Regions from separate parts of the Homo sapiens genome. Here region 2 is linked to region 1. A link is an interaction called in ENCODE POLR2A ChIA-PET data of the cell type or tissue named here. Cell type or tissue: HepG2. All regions are shown on one strand. Links, peaks and the distances in the headings refer to the core of each region. The heading gives the core; the rest is flanking DNA. Region 1 overlaps KIF3B (kinesin family member 3B). Region 2 holds the start of MIR1825 (microRNA 1825).

What was found. Peaks named below come from ENCODE experiments on the same cell type or tissue, not always from the same donor. Only the 100,000 strongest peaks of a DNase experiment are listed, where the experiment ranks them.
Region 2: POLR2A ChIA-PET joins it to region 1 with 12 read pairs; 13 of 35 experiments call an interaction of 5 or more read pairs at or near these places.

Annotation. Positions count from the first base shown.
Region 1 is chr20:32,286,641-32,295,397 of GRCh38, reverse strand. All of the region lies in intron 1 of KIF3B (kinesin family member 3B), which reads right to left. Among named protein-coding and RNA genes, the nearest start is that of KIF3B, 13 kb to the right of the region's middle. In HepG2, for the core only: no CTCF peak of the experiment used is centred there; DNase peaks (open chromatin) are centred at 5,557 and 6,977; H3K4me3 peaks cover 693 bases.
Region 2 is chr20:32,231,788-32,240,544 of GRCh38, reverse strand. POFUT1 (protein O-fucosyltransferase 1) reads right to left here. Exons shown (of 7, transcript NM_015352.2): 7 at 1,887-6,072. The coding sequence ends at 5,884. MIR1825 (microRNA 1825) reads right to left here and starts at 2,750; the gene lies at 2,698-2,750. In HepG2, for the core only: no CTCF peak of the experiment used is centred there; a DNase peak (open chromatin) is centred at 4,544.

The DNA of each region.
Region 1 (8,757 bases), core at 584-8,583:
TGGTGTGAACCCGGGAGGCGGAGCTTGCAGTGAGCTGAGATCGCACCACTGCACTCCAGCCTGGGCGACAGAGCGAGATTCTGTCACAAAAGAAAAAAAAAAGGGGGCGGGGGGCGTCACCTTTTTTGTAAGCCAAACAGTTGCGTGAACTGTCTAAAAAGTTTCAAAATGTCCCTTACAGAAAGAACATATAAGAGCCACAGCATCTCAAATTGGCACAACATACTTGAGGGCAGTCAGGCAATCAGTACCAAAACTCTAAATGTGAATACTCCCTTGAAACAGCAATTCCATTTCTTGGAATTATTTTAAGGACATAATTGAGTAACTAAATACATGTGCAACAATGTAATACACAATTTGTGTTTGTCACATCACCACCTCTAAGCACTTAAATGCTCATCAATAAGGGAGTGGTTAGATTATGGCACATCTCTACAATGGGAAACTATGAAGTCATTAAAAATGGCAACAAACCTCTAGGTATTTAGATATGGGCAATATTCAAGACATATTGCTGAGTGAAGAAAAAGGCTACTAAACAGAATTACTATGATACAGTTAATGTTTATGTGTACAGGCACATGTGCAGATGCAGATTTGGGGAACACAGAGTAAAGACATTGTTAAAAGCATGAGCTGAGGTGTTCAGCAGGTCTGGCTTTGAATTTCTGCTCTGCCATTTACTAGCTATAAAATCTCAAGAAACTAAGTCACAGTTTCTTCTTCCACCAAGTATGGTTAATAGCAATATCTCCCTTAAAGAACTGTTCTGAGGATTAAATAAACTAATGAATGTTAAATGCTTAGCTTTTAACATTGAAAAGTACTAATAAATACTCATGAAATGCAGGTAATATTGACCTCTAGGGTGGTGCGCCTGCAGGCTATTTTTTTGCTTTCTTTGTATTTTTTGATGGGTGCATGTATTTTGATTTTTATAATTAAGGTGGGGGAAGCAATAAAGCAATGTTTTCTTTGGAGAAAAGTCCAGAACTTTGATTTCAGCTTAAATGTCTGAAGAAGACACGCTAGTTCTCCGGAAAGAAACCTAAAAACGTCACAGTCAAGTAACAAGGACAATAAATGCCTGCCCTGAATTCAAACTGGCGCCATGTACTCTCTGTCATTTGATGACACAAAGAGGCAAACAAAGCATTTATTTAGGCAGGGAAAGAAGAAAAGAAACTCTTTTTGGCATTCAATTGTAAAACATAAAATACATTCAAAAATATATTCAAGTCTGTTGGACAACACCTACTATTCAGAATCAATGCAGTTCTTGGGTTTTATTGTATTCAATAGTCACAACTCACAGTATACCAAGAGCTTAATGTGAGTCCTCTTTTAATCCTCAAAATCACCTTGGGAGGAAGGCAGGCATTAGCCTCATTTAAAGAATAAGGATCAGAGACTCAGGGAAATTAATTTGCCCAAGGTTACACGACAATTAAGTGGAAGAGTCAGGATTCAAAACCAGATTTGTCTTATTTTAAAACCCATATATAAACCCATATATTTTTAAAACACCTGATATATACGCATATATACATGTGTATGTCTATGCAAAGATTAACGCAATTCAAGCTGTACAGAGTGTACAGTGAACATGTAAATCTTCCTAACATATCTGCATTGCTCCTTCATCTTCATCTTTTGCTTTTAAACCTTTTTAACTCAAGTAGCAGTATACTATATACCACTGTACTTCTTCCTATATAAATCTTGGAGAACTCCTTCTCCCCGCCCCCCAACTCATTTTGTGTTGTTTTCTTTGTTTGTTTTTTTGAGACAGACTCTTGCTCTGCACTCCAGGCTGGAGTGCAGTGGCATGATGTTGGCTCGCCATAGCCTCAACCTCCTGGGCTCAGGTAGTCTTCCCACCTCAACCTCCTCAGTAGCTGGGACTACAGGTACATGCCACCAAACCTAATTTTGTTTTTATTTTTTGTAGAGACAAATGTCTCACTATGTTGCCCAGGCTGGTCCCCAGGCTGGTCTCAAACTCCTGGCTCAAGTGATCCTTCCGTCTCTCAGCCTCCCAAAGTATGGGATTACAGGCATCAGACACCATGCTTAGCTGCTTCTTTTTCCTTTCTTTTCTGTCTTACTTCCTTTCATTCATTCATTCATTCACTCATTTATTTTGAGACAGAGTCTCAGTTGCCCAGGCTGGAGTGCAGTGGCACAATCACAGCTCACTGCAACGTCAACCTCCTGGGGTCAAGCAATCTTCCCACCTCAGACTCCCAAGTACCTGGGACTATAAGCACACCCCACCACATCCAACTAATTTTTTATTTTTTGTAGAGACGGGGTTTTGCCATGTTGGCCAGGCTGGTCTTGAACTCCTGACCTCAGGTGTTCCGCCTGCCTTGGCCTCCCAAAGTGCTGGGATTACAGTCATGAGCCACTGCGCCCAGCCAAAAAATGTCTTTGATCAGTCAGTCCCTTATTGAGGGACCTTCTGATGGTCTCTGGTCATTTGCTACTGCAAACAGTACTGCAGTGGCTATACTGAACATATATACCTTTAGGGTAAGTGGGAGTAGTTGGTAGGATCCACTCCCAGAGGTAGGACTGTTGTACACATTCTATTGTTTTTTAAGAGTCAAGGTCTTCACATTCTGTTGTTTTTCAAGAGCCAAGGTCTTGCTCTGTTGCCCAGGCTGGAGTGCAGTGGCAGAATCTCAGCTTACTGCAGCCTCGAACTCCTCGCTCAAGCAATCGTCCCACCTCAGCCTCCAGAGTAGCTGGGACTACAGGCGTGCGCCACTGGACCCGACTTTTCTTTTTTTTTTTTTTTTTTTTTTTCTATTTTTAGTAGAGACGAGGTTTCACCGTGTTGGCCAGGCTGGTCTCAAACACCTGACCTCAAGTGATCCACCCACCTCAGCCTCCCAAAGTGCTAGGATTACAGGCATGAGCCACCATGCCTGGACTAATTTTTAAAATTGTTTGTAGAAGTTGGGGGGGGTCTTGCTTTGTTGCACAGGCTGGTCTCAAACTCTTGGCTTCATGTGATTCTCCCACTTAGGCCTCCCAAACTGCTGGTATTACAGGTCCATCATGTAATACCAGCCACCATGGTGAGCCACTACGTCCAGCTCCTTTTTTGATCTTGATTCAAACAAACCAACTGTTAAGAAATGTACAAGGACCAAGCTAGGTGGTTCACCACCCATAATCCCAGCACTTTGGGAGGCTGAGGTGGGAGGATCACTTGAGCCTAGGAGTTCAAGACCAGCTTGGACAAGATGGCAAGATCCTGTCTCTACAAAAAAATTTTTAAAAATTAGCCAGGTGCGGTGGTATATGCCTGTGGCCCCAGCTACTCAGGAGGCTAAGTTGGGAGGATCACTTGAGCCCAGGAGTTTGCTTGAGCCGCCTAAGAGTTTGAGGCAGCAGTGAGCTCTGACTACACCACTGCACTCAAGCCTGGGTGATACAGTGAGACCCTGTCTCAAGAAAAAAAAAATGAGGCGAGGCGCGGTGGCTCACACCTGTAATCCCAGCACTTTGGGAGGCCGAGGAGGGTGCATCACTCGAGGTCAGGAGTTCAAGACCAGCCTAGCTAACATGGTGAAACCCTGTCTCTACTAAAAATATAAAAATTAGTTGGGTGTGGTGCATGCATGTCTGTAATCCCAGCTACTTGGGAGGCTGAGGCAGGAGAATTGCTTGAACCCGGGAGGCAGAGATTGCAGTGGGCCTAGATCGCACCACTGCACTCCAGCCCGGGTGACAGAGCGAGACTCTGTCTCAAAAAAAAAAAAAAAATGTATAAGACAATCAAGGAAATTGGAACACTGGATATGAGACAATGTAAGAAATTATTTTTACGTGTAAAAAAATGTTATTATTTTAAAAAGAAAGTTCTTATCCTCTAGAGGTAAACAAGAATATTTTCAGATAAAGTTATATGCCATCTGGGATCTTTTTCAGGGGTGGGGTGCATGGAAGGTTATAGGTAAAATAGGATTGCCAAGTGCTGAGAACTGCTGGAGGTGGGTAATGGGTTCATGATTCATTACATTATTCTAGTTTTATGCATAATTGGGATTTTCCAAATGAAAAAAAAATCACCCTCTAACCAATGGCTTATCATTTAAAATTTTTTTAAAATTACAGTAAAAAACCCCACATAATATAAAATTTACCCTCTTAATCATTTTAAGTGTATAGTTCAGTAGTGTTAACTATATTCACATTGTTGTATAACACATTTCTAGAACTTTTTCATCTTGCAAAGCTGAAACTTTATAACCACTGAACAATTCCCCATTTCCCCCTCTCCTTAGCCCCTGGTAACCATGTTTCCATGATTTTGTCTACTCTAGCTACCTCGGATAAGTGGAATCATAACAGTATTTGTCCTTTTGTGACTGGCTTATTTCACTCAGCACAATGCCCTCAAGGTTCATCAATACTAAAGCATGTGTCAGAACTTCCTTCTTTTTTAAGGCTGAATAATATTCCATTCCATGTATGCACTATATATATTTTCTTTTTTTTTTTTTTGAGACACAGTCTTGCTGACACCCAGGCTGGAGTGCAGTGGTGCAATCACAGCTCACTGCATCCTTGAACTCCTAGGCTCAAGCAATCCTCCCACCTCAGCCTTTTGAGTAGCTGAGACTACAGGTACATGCCACCATACTGAGCTAATTTATTATTATTATTATTTGTTATAGAAACAAGGTCTCACTATATTGCCCAGGCTGGTCTGGAACTCCTGGGTTCAAGCAATCCTTCCGCCTTGGCCTCCCAAAGTGCTGGGATTACAGGCGTGAGCCATCGCGCCTGGCCTGTACCACATATTCTTTATCCATTTATCTGTTAACGGACATTTGGGCTGCTTCTACCTCTTGGCTATTGTGAATAATGCTATGGGCAGAGGGCCATAGCAAAACCTGTATTTAACAGGCAGAGGTAGCCTGAATAGCCAAAAAGAGATTCAGACACACCTGGGACTGAAACCCAGCTCTATCATTCCTAGTTTTGTTTGTTTGTTTTTGAGATGGAGTCTTGCTGTCACCCAGGCTGCAGTGTAGTGGCGTGATCTCGGCTCACTGCAACTTCCACCTCCCAGGTTCAAGGGATTCTCCTGCCTCAGCTTCCCAAGCAGCTGGGATTACAGGCGCCTGCCACCACGCACGGCTAACTTTTGTATTTTTAGTAGAGCGTGGGTTTCACTATGTTGGCCAGGCTGGTCTCGAATTCCTGACCTCAGGTGTTCTACCTGCCTCGGCCTCCTAAAGTGCTGGGAGCCACTGTGCCCAGCCTATCATTCGTAGTTCTGAGGCTCTGTGAAAGTTTCTTACCCCTCGGAGCTGATTTCCTCATCTGTAAAATGGGAATATCACTAACACCTGCTGCTTGGGGCCGTGTGAGGACTAGAAGAAGACAGGCAGCAAGCGTCTGGCCCACAAGTGGTAACTCTGCCCTGACCCAATTTGCAGGAGAAAAAAAACAGAGACTTAGACAGGGAAGTAACATGGCACACTGAGTTAATAAGTGGCAAAGCAAGCTGAAACCAGGTCCATCTGGCTCCAAAGTCCATGGCCTTTCTTCCACACCAGCATGTCCTAAATGTCAATAATCCGATTGTTTCTGGACAATTTTCGCCATGTCTATCATCACCTGTACTATTATTTACTTAACGTTTTTTCTTTAAATCTACTTTGCTTAACACAAAGTTTATTTTAAAAAGAAACTTTATATAACCACCATGAATGGAAAATCAGTATCACTTGTTATAAATAGAAAGTAACTGTGAAAATAAATATAAGAACAGACAACAATGTTACTAAATTCTAGCTAAATACTGTAGCTTATCTGAGGCCTTAAGCTTGATCACCATTGGTTTGAAAGGGAGCTTAATAAGTGTTAAGAAATAGACTAGTGGCCGAGCATGGTGGCTCCCGCCTGTAGTCCCAGCCCTTTGGGAGGCCAAGGCAGGTGGATCACAAGGTCAGGTGTTCAAGACCAGCATGGCTAAGATGGTGAAACCCCGTCTTTACTAAAAATACAAAAATTAGCCGGGCATGGTGGCAGGCACCTGTAATCCCAGCTACTCAGGAGGCTGAGGCAGAGAACTGCTTGAACCCAGGAGGCAGAGGTTGCAGTGAGCTGAGATCGTGCCACTGCACTCCAGCCTGGGTGACTGAGACTCCATTTCAAAAAAAAAAAAAAAAAAACCAGACCAGTACCAAACAAATACAGTATTCTTGACACAGTCAGAAGAACCAAGAGAGAGTTTTAAAGGGAATAGCTCTCACCACTACATTCAACATAATTTTGGATGTTGTGTTTGACTGTTACCCAAACTCTCCTCCTATTCCACCTGGTTCAGCTCTGCAGAATATAAGGACCCACTCAGAACCCCGGATCAGAATCTTGTCTTATCAAGATTCATGCCTACGCATGCTACCTTTATAGTAAACAGTTTCCAAAGTTGATCCAACAGAATTTCCCATAAATCATAGGATTTATTTTATTAATATGATGAGTTAAATGCTTTTTGAAAAATCCCTCTTCAAAAGTCCATCAGAACTGTCTTGGCTCATTGTCCAATGTTATAATGATATGCTTGCTCTCACAGTTCATACAGTGCACATCACTTGAACCCAGGAGGCGGAGGTTGCAGTGAGCTGAGGCGACAGAGTGAGACTCCAATGCTGTACATAAAATGTTTCCAGTTAATGTTGCCAATAAACAGCCTATTCAGAGAACGAAGGGTTGAAATGACAAAGGCCTATGTTCTGGGTCCTACTCACAGGGAATTCTTCATCAGAAAGAAAAATGGATAAAGAGAAGACTAAAAAGAAGGTGAGAAAAACTACTACATCAAAAAAATACTTCATCATATGTAAAATATATCTAAATAAAGTTCATTTTTTGTTTGTTTGGAGACAGGATCTCATTCACTGTGTCACCCAGGCTGGAATGCAGTAGCGCAATCATGGCTCACTGTAGCCTTGAACTCCTGGGCTTGAACTTGCCTCAGCTTCCCGAGTAGTTGGGAGTACAGGTGCAAGCCACTGCACCCGGGTAAATTTTCATATGTTTTGTATAGATGGGGTCTCACTATGCTGCCCAGGCTGGTCTCAAACTTCTGGCCTCAAGCAATCTTCCCACTTAGGCCTCCCAAAGTGCTGGGATTACAGGAATGAGCCACCACATCCAGCTAAATCTGTTTTTTAAAGATACTTTTAGGCCAGGCACGGTGGCTCACGCCTGTAATCCCAGCACTTTGGGAGGCCGAGATGGGCAGATCTCAAGGTCAGGGGTTCAAGACCAGCCTGACCAACATGGTGAAACCCTATCTCTACTAAAAATACCAAAATCAGCTGGGCGTGGTGGTGTGCACCTGTAATCCCAGGTACTCAGGAGGCTGAGGCAGGAGAATCACTTGAACCCAGGAGGCGGAGGTTGCAGTGAGCTGAGACTGCACCACTGCACTCCAGCCTAGGCGACAGAGTGAGACTCCATCTGAAAAAAAAAAAAAAAAAAAAAAAAAAAAGATACTTTTAGAGGATCCTAAGAAGGGAAATGGACAGTTCTCTGTTAGAATTTTTTAAAGTTCAAACTTTTCACAAACCACTTATTTAGAATTGTTCTCTTAAGAGGCTGAGAGAGAAGGAGATATTCTGTATAACACATTATATGTGATTATAAAAAGGTGGAAACAACTTCAATGCTCAATGCCAGGGAAAGTGTAGTAGTTACTACTAAACTACTAACATGTAGTAATAACTACTAAACACAAAAACACAGCAAGGCGTAGTGGCTCACACTTGTAGTCTCAGCACTTTGGGAGGCTGAGTCAGGAGCATTGCTTGAGGCCAGGAGTTGAGACCAGCCTGAGCAACATAGTGAGATCCTGCCTCCATGAAAAATTTAAAAATTAGCCACAAGTGGTGGCACGCACCTGTGGCCCTGGCTGCTTAGGAAGCTGAGGTGGAAGGACCACTTGAGCCCAGGAGCTGGAGGTTACGGTGAGCTATGATCATGCCACAGTATTCCAGCCTGGGCAACGGAGCGACACCCTATCTCAAAAATAAACAAATAAAAAAAATAGATTGGGCCTGGTGGCTCACACTTGTAATCTGAGCACTTTGGGAGGCCAAGGCAGGAGGATCGCTTGAGCCTAGGAGTTTGAGACCAGCCTGAGCAACATAGTGAGACCCTGTTTCTACAAAAATAAAATGAAACAAAAATTGAAATAAATAAGTACAAAAATATGGAAAAATGGTTATGAAATAATGTTAAGCAAACATTTCCAAATAGAAAATGGGAAATATGCTTTGAATACAACTTTCTAAAAATATACTTGCAAGTAGTCAAGTAAGCTAAAACCTGAGTTAGGATACCATCACCATGGGTAAATTCCCCAACCAAATTGTAATTCTGTCTGTCTTTTCAGCTTTAGGTTAACACTGCCATGTTAAAAACATTATTTAAGGGGGGTTGCCTTTGTAATTTAAAATTTTTAACATTAAAGGACCTAGTTTAAAGAAATCATCAGCAGTGCAGACAAAGGTTTACACAAAATAATCATCATTAAGATGTTCTCTGAAGCATTACTCATAATGTTTAAATGTTGAAAATGGCCTAAATAACAACAATGGAGGAAACAGGTGAGAACTGCAAGCCTATGAGATAAAATGTATTTAGGAATACATTTGTATATGGACAGTAAAATGTTAACAGTAGTTATTTCTCAGTGGTGGATCTTAAAGTCAGCCTTATTTA
Region 2 (8,757 bases), core at 256-8,255, 55 kb after region 1:
ATCAATGTGTTGCCAATTTTTTTGCAAAGGTGGATTTTTCAGAGGGGTGGGGTATCCTCCCCGGGGTGCTGCCCCCAGGTGGGCATTGTTCTGAGTCACTGCACTTGAGGAATGGGGTTTCTGGGAAATGCCTTCTGTTTCTTCCATTCTCACTGTTTACCTGGTTATGCTTGGCATCCTGGGCTGATGATCAATAAAGGATTAGATGTAAAAACAAACCAAACCTGCTTGCCCTTAAATAATGTTATTTCAAGGGAAAGGTCTCAACCCTGAAATAAACCAGGTTTCAAGCAAGAATTTGAATTCACTTTGACAACATAATCCAGAGTGCAGGATTTGCCTTCAGGCTATGGGTTTTTTCTGTCAATTCCACTAAGGACAGAAGGAGAACTGAGGAGAGGAAGGATCTTTATTTTCAGGCCAGTGAAAGCTTATTATTATTTTTGTTGTAGTTACTATTAATAGATTATTTGCTGAGCTTCTTTGAACAGAAAATAGAAATGAGAACTCAACTCTTTCTTCCTCCCTCTGTCCTTTCTCCTCTTTCTTCTTTATTTTCTTATTCTCTCTCCCCTCCCTTCCAAATGTCTGGAGATCTACAATGTTTCAGGACAGTGTTTCCAGCTTTGGTTCCTTTGAACACCAGCTTCTCCATTTCTCTATCCAATCAGATGCAGATTTTGAAAAATGGAATTCCCTTTTAATTTTGAAAAATTGAATTCCCTTTTTTTTTTCCTCTCTTTTGAGACAGGGTCCCACTCCAATGTCCAGGCTGGAGTGCAGTGGTGCCATCACAGCTCACTGTAGCCTCGACCTCCTCCTGGGCTCAAGTGATCCTCCCACCTCAGCCTCCCGAGTAGCTGGGACTACAGATGCATGCCACATGCCTGGCTAATTTTTGCATTTTTTTGTAGAGACGGGGTTTCCCTATGTTACCCAGACTGGTCTCGAACTCCTGGGCTCAAGCGATTGGCCTGTGTCAACCTCCCAAAATGCTAGGATGATGGGAGTGAGCCACTGCGCCCAGGCTTCCCTTCCTTTTCTTATATATAAATTTGGGCTGACCGTAAAACAATGAGATTTGATCATCTGGTTGTAAAGCCCCTACAAATATACAATAGGAGATGTAGGTCAGTACAAACTGGGCAGCAGGCAGTTCCTAAAGCCACCTTGTTGACCATGCCTGGTGGAACCCGTGAGGCTTGCCAGGGAGGGGCTGCAGAGGTCTTCCATTACCGTGGGCTGAATGACCACACAGTGAGATCCCCACTTCCTTCAGATCAGTGTTGCTCAAGTTTTAGCCCCAAGAGAGCTTAAGAGATTCCTGGGCTGCGTCCCCAGAGATCCTGACTCAGTGGTTCTGGGCGGGGGCCTGGGATTCTGCATTTCTAGCAAGTTCCCCCAGGTGATGCTGATGCCGCTGGTCTGACGACCACAGTTTCAGGTCTTGGGCCACTGGGCATCCAAATCACTTGCAGGTGCTTGTGAAAAGGCAGATTCCTGGGCACTACCCCCGAGACATTCTGATTCTCAGGTTCAGGGTGGCTCCTGGGAATCTGCCATATCAACCAGCCCTGGAAGGAACCTCTGAAGACCACCCTTTGGGAAGCACTGCCTAGACCATTAGCACCTGTAATGCTGAGGTGAGGAATGCGGAGGTGAAGGGATTTGCTTCAAGGTCACTCTGCAAGTCAGGGACAACTCCCTGGTGCCTGGGCCCTAAATCTTGGAGCACCCTGGGCTCCTCTTTCCTTCCCAGTCCACATTCAGCATGTCAGCAAATCCTGTTGGCTCTTCTTTCAAAACACATTTAGGTTTTCTTGAAGACTCTAGCAAACAGACTTGGGTGTGGGAGAGTCAATGCAACTAGACTGGTAAAATGTGGGTCATTGTTGAAACTGTGAGTTCATTTTATTACTCACAATTTTTTATTTATATTTGAATTCTTCCATAACAAAAAGTTTTAAGTGTTTGATCTAACAAATTCACTTCTGGGAATTTATCTTAAACAACTTTTTTTTTTTGCTTCCCGTCCAACAACTTTATTAATGAACATTTTAAATAAAGAAAAACTCTTACAAATAAAAATATTTTTTCAAATAACAATAGTGAAAAATTGGGGGCACATGAAGTCTCCTTTTTTTTGAGATGGAGTCTCGCTCTGTTGCCCAGGCTGGAATGCAGTGGCACCATCTCGGCTCACTGCAACCTCCACCTCCCAGGTTCAAGCCATTCTCCTGCCTCAGCCTCCCAAGCAGCTGGGAATACAGGCATGTGCCACCACGCCTGGCTATTATTATTATTTTTTTGTATTTTTAGTAGAGATAATTCACCATGTTGGCCAGGCTGGTCTTGAACTCCTCACCTCAAGTGATCTGCCCACCTCGGCCTCGCAAAGTGCTGGGATTACAGGCATGAGCCACCACACTTGGCCTAAATTCTCATAATAGGAAAACAATAAACTATGGAACACTCCTCGACAGAATTTTTTATAATTAAGAGCATTTATCCAGGCTACATACCAACAGGGAAAACATGATACACTATTAAGTAAAACACTAGGACATTAAATTGTATATATTACATGATTAAAACTATGTAAATATTTGTATCTTTGAAAAAGACTGAAAAATAATTACATATGTTCAGAATCTAATCATTTCCCACCTCCTTCAATGCAATGGCCTTTGTCTCTTGGGAGAGGAGGGCACTGGAGTCCTAGTCTAGGGGAGCCCAGCACCCCAGTCTCTCGCCTGCAACCCTGTTAACAGCCCTGCACTGGTCTCTCTGCTTTCACCCTTTCTCTCTCCAACCTCCTCAGCACTGGCCAGCTAGAGAGGTCCTTCAGAATGTGAATCAGCTCATGCCCCTCTTCTGCTCAGAACCCTAGGAGGCTTCCTGTATCTCTCCAACTAAAAGCTTCCTGCCATGGCCGTCCAGGCTGCAGAATGTCAGCTCGCCTGCTCTGACCTGCTGCTCGGTTCCCTGCCTATGCCTGCCTCTCCAGCCATGCTGGCCTCCTGGCTGCTCTTCAGGAACACACTCCAGTCTCGGGGCCTTTGCACGTGCTGTTTTCTCTGCCAGGAATGTGCTCCCTCCCTCCTTCATGACAGCTCTTCAGAGAGGTCTTACCTGGGCTCATCTAAAATAGATCCACTCCCTCTTTTTGCTCCCAAACCCTTTATATTTCTTTATAGCACTTATTAACATGTCCCACAGTACATTTATTACATCTTCTACTTTCTAGAATGCAAATTCCTTGAGAACAAAGACTTTACGCTTGATTCTCTCCTGTATCCCCAGTACCTAGCATAGAGCCTGACACATAGTAGGTGATGAACAAACACCTGCTGAATGCAAGACTGTTGTACTGAGCAACCATCCAACGGGGGCTGTAAGCGGCATGTAGGCTTTGTTTCTTGGGTAACCTCCCCTCCTTAATCCTTCTGGCATAGGCAGACTCACAGCAGGTACCCAGTAGAAGGTAAGGTGGCTGATCATTTTTCCATAGGAGGTCTCCATGGCACACAGGGTAGAAAGTGCATTCTGTGAATTAGAGGCAGCAGAGCATGGCAGCTAATGGAAACTGGCTCTGGGAGGTCAAATTCTGGCTTAACACCACCAGCTGGGCAGCCTTGGGAAAATTATGACAATTCTCAGGGCATTAATTTTTCCTTGTGCAGAAAGAGAAGGATAATGACAGCTCCTATTTCCCAGGGCTGGGGAATAAATAAGAGAATGCCCCCATAAAGCAATTAGCAAGCACAGTGCCTGGCATGGAGGTGACGAGCAACGAGAAGCAGTCAAATTAATCAACAGCCACATTTGTGCCTTTGTCTCTTTCAAGTTTACAACGTGCTCTTATATACATGCTTTAGCTGATCTGGGCCTTTGAACAACCTGTCGGTTTTTATCACCATTTTATAGGTAAGAAAATTGGGTCAGAGGAAAAAGTGCTAGCTCACAGAACACAACTGAATTTTGCTAGAACTTCTGGTGCCCTTTCTTTCAGAACACAAGTGATTATTACTGCTGATATGAATCAAGGTGATTTGGAGCTGGGCATGCAGTCTCAGCTACCAGAGAGGCTGAGGCAGAAGGATCGCTTGAGCCTGGGAGATCAAGGCTGCAGTAAGCCATGATCATGCCACTGCACTCCAGCCTGGGAGACAGAGCAAGGCCCTGTCTTGGGGGGAAAAAAAATTAGGCGGGCCCCACTGGAGCCCCAGACTCTAAAGTGTGTGCCTAGTGTAAGGCTGTGGATGGCAAATGAATTCCAAAATGAAATCAGCCAGCCAGCTACAGGCTTACAACCTAGTGGTGGCAGGGAGTGTACGGGCTCCCTCATCTGCAGCTCCTTCTCTGGATGAGGCTTGAGAGCAAGTCTGGACAGGCAAACCATCTCTCAGTCCACCCAGGACTTAAAACACTTCATTGTTTTCCCAAAAGGGAAAAATAGCAAAGCCCTTTCTGTACAGTTTCTCCTGCTTAGAGTTGGGTGGCAGCTCTATACAGCAAATGCTGACTTTGCTGTTTGAGATCTTTGATACAGTGTGACCTCTGAGCTCTGAACCAGGCTGCCCCTGACAAAAAAAGTGTTTCCTCCCACAGGTAAACAAGGAAGAAGGCACTGCAAGGAGCTCTGGGCCTGGCTCAGTGGAGGCTCTGCCACCTTTCCAGGATCAAAGGCCAAGGGAGGTGACATGGCAAGGAAAAGATCTACAGGGGTCAGACAAGGAATTTTAGAACCACAAGGTCAAAAAACCATGGGCTCTCAGGAGTCACAGATTATTAAAACTGCAGCATTTGAGACCAAAACACTCATGACTTAGAGCACCTTAAGCCTCATGGTGTTGGCAGAGATTACATTGGAAGGGAAGAGTCAAAAGGTGCTTCTCCACTGATAATTCTGATGGCTTCTGGGCCCTGGGCATCTTCTGTGAGGTCAGAGCCTTGGCAAACGTTCCCTCGTGAGAATACGGCCTGAAGGCTCCAGCTGCAGGAGGACGGCTGGGAGAACAGGCTTTGGATATCAACCGAATGCCAACATTCTACCAACCAGGCCCCACTGGGGCAAGAGATCAGAAGAGATCTGATGGTGCCAGGTTTGCAGTGGCCATCAACCACCAAAAGACTGTGAGAACAATACCATGATAGTGTGGCTTGATGGTATGTGCTCCTTGCCAGGAACATGCTGCGTGAGTGGCACTTAGTCGCCCACAGAGCGCTGCACAGCACCACAACCGATAACTTCCATTTGCATAGTGTTTACAGCACAGGACAGCATTCATCCCCCAAGCCCCAGAAATGGCCTAGGAAGTAGGGGACAACAATGGCTCTGGCCAGGCAGTGGGGATGGCTCTTGAGGGCCACATTGGGGGACACCTTGAAAAGCAGCCAAAAGACCCACACCAGCCCCAGCCTCATCCACATTCAGTTAAGGTCACTTTAGGTACCTACATTAATAGAATTCAATGATTTTCAAAAACCACAGAGAGTTCTAGGATAGTCATGACCTTGTATCAAAATTATAGAAATCTCTCTATAAAAAAATCTCTCTGAAGAGTTCAGCATCCCAGGCTGCTCAGAGCAGAGTGGACCAGAAGACGGAGGCTGGACTGCTTTGCCAGTGTGAGAAATTCCCAGAAGAGCAGAAAGCACGTGCGATGGGAGATGCTCCTGCTCCTAGGAACCTGCAAGTCCTATGCCCTGGGATATGGAGCGTCTCCCTCCTTGAGGGGTCCCTGGCACTCTTCTCCATCTTTGGCAGGTGAGAAGAGGAGTTTGCAATCCCGGAGCACCTCTGGCTGCCAGGCCTGGCTGGAAGGACCAGCTCAGACTCTGGTCCCTCCAGGATCAGAGGGTCTGGTGCTCCGGCCAGAATCAGAACTCGTCCCGCAGCTTAGGGGGCCTGTCCATGCCGAAGAAAGAAGACGGCCTCCCCTGGAGGTCCCGCTCCCGCTTCACAAAGGCAGTGAAGGAGGAGACACAGTTGCCAATAAAGTGGTCGGCTTGGCCGAGGATGTACAGGTCGACCTGGGCCACCTCAGGCTTCAGGCTCACCACCTTCACCTGCAGGAAGAAGCACAGAGCATATAAGCTGGGGTGGCTACAGGCCAAGGCCTGCCATCCACACCCCCAACCTTATTCCCTGAGCTGCAGTTACAGACACAAAAGGAGGGGCAGAGAAGAGGAAGATGTGGTTCAGTGTCTGAGGGAAGCATTGCCCAGCTGCTGCCTAGGCCCACCCCACCCTTCCGGGCTCCAGGAGCCTCAGCTCCAAACACACCATTCACACCTTCATGTCTTCACTTGTGCTGTTCCCTCTGCCTGGAATGCTGCTTCAACACCCATTAAAATACCGACCAGACTCTTTTATTTTATTAATTTTTTGAGATGGGCTTTTGCTATACTGCCCAGGTGGGTCTTAACCTCCCAGGCTCAAGCAATCTCCCACCTCAGCCTCCCAAGTAGCTGGGACTACAAGTGTGCACCACCACACGTGGTTAATTTAAAACAATTTTTTTAGAGGAGGAGTCTTGCTATGTTGCTCAGGCTGGTCTTGAACTCTGAGATTCAAGTGATCCTCCTGCCTCAGCCTCCCAAATAGCTGGGATTACAGGTGTGAGCCACTGTGCTTGGCCTGACCAGACTCTTAAGGCTAAGCTCAAATTCTATTTTTCCTAAAGCCCTGGCCTGGTGGACTTCCCCACCAAACCAGAGAGGGGAACAGAGAGCTCCACACCTTCCAATTCTGGGCTGGATGCCTCCATCTCCCATGTACCCCAAATCCAAGCCCAAGGTCCGTCCAATCTACCCCTGAGATATTCCCCAAAGGTGAGCCCTTCTCTTGAGGGAGGGCCACTCCTTGGGCCCAATCATCACAATCTCTTGCCTGATGGACTGCAACAGCCTCTCCCTGGTCCCCTCACTGCCTCTCCTGGTCTGCTCACCACAGAGCAGCCAGAAGAAACTTTTCGAGATAACCTCACACCTGTCCTTCCCGCCCTCCAAGTGGAACACCCTTTAATGATGCCCTATTGCCCTTCAGATAAGGGTGACAAATTGTGAACGTGGCCTACAAGGTCCTCGCTGGGCCTCTTCTTATCCCACCCCCATCATCCAGCCCCTACCCAGGCTCCCGCCCTCCTCAGGACCTTTGTGCGTGCTGTGCTGTTTGGGGTGTACCTCCCTTTACCTGGTTAGCTCCTAGTTCTCCTTCGCATCTCGGCTTCAGTGGTGCCTCCTTGGGGAAGCGCTCCCTGGCCCTCTAGCCTAGGCCAGCATCCTCTGCTCTTCACTCTCACAGAACCCTGCTGCTCTACTTTGGAGCACACATCTCTGCTTATAGTTTCCACTCCTTAGTGATTCTCTGATTAGCATCATCTCCTGCCCCTGACTGGGGCTAGAGCTGTGTTGGTTTGCTCTCCACTGCTGGCCAGGCCCAGCACAGAGCCTGCCCCAGTAAAAATCTGGTGAGTGGACAGGTGAATGAATGGACCTGCCCATCTCTCTAGCAAGCTCCTGAATCCACCTTGTGGCCCACGTTATAGCTCTCTGCAGTCTCTTTTCCTGGGTCTAGAATGTGAGCCCTGGAGAGCGGGACCACATCTTATTTACTGGTACCCTTACTCAGCACTGGACCAGCTTAATGGAGGAGGAAGGCTTAGTTCAGGATAAAGGTGGCCTCTGAACCCATGGAGAAGGGAGTTGAGGGGTGGGGAGGGATGAGAAGACTGGCATAGGGACAGGAAATAGAAAATGGCAAGAGGTTCAAGGTGTAACAGATACACTGACTCCAAAAACTCACAAAAAAACTCCCTGGGACTCTCCAAATGCTTCAGCTTAGTATAGAGGTAGTTGGGGGTTGTAGGTAGGTGGGGGGAATGTGGGCAGAGTTGGGGCTGAAAGTGCTTTGCTGTTCCACAGAGATTTCTGATGTAACAAAAATCATCATCTTGCTATCTGGATTGTAGCAAAGAAATAATACCAGTTTAATCATGGCCAAAATCCCCCAAACAATTCCACTCACATTCTGAAACTTACCCACTCTGTGTCATGCCCATTATAATTAGCTCTGGGACTGCTTGGGTAAACTCTATCCTTTCTTGGAATTTTGGTTTCCTCAGCTATAAAATAGAGGGGTTGGGTTAGACAACCCCTGAGATCTCTCAGCTCTGATTTTCTCTTAATTATATTTTTCTTCTGCTTTTCTTTCTTTCTTTCTTTCTTTTTTTTAAATAGAGATGGGGGTCTCGCTATGTTAGGCCAGGCTGGTCTCGAACTTCTGGCCTCAAGCAATTCTCCTGCCTTGGCCTGGGATTACAGGCATGAGCCACTGTGCCCAGCCCCAGCTCTGATTTTCTGTTCAGTAGGTGGGGAGGAGATTAGAATGTGCTGACTTAGCACTTCCTCTCTGCACTGGAGCTTCCTGTGTCTGGGGTGAAAGAGAAGGGGAGGCCCTTGATATAAAGCCAGCGGTACCCAGTGTCTGCCTCTTAAGGCCTGCACAGCATTTACGGTTTTCACTCATCCTACAAAGTCCTATGGAATGCTTAATACTAATTCAGTCATTTTATCAATACGTACTCACTCATTGCCTGAGTATTACTCTTCACTGATATAGTAAGCACTGACCAAGAACATTCTAGTATTTACTCATGTACTGAATACTCACTATTCACGGCTTCTTCAACAGTTTGCTAAGCACAAAGATCCTTTCCTTCATTCATCAGCCACCAATTTCTACTACTGATG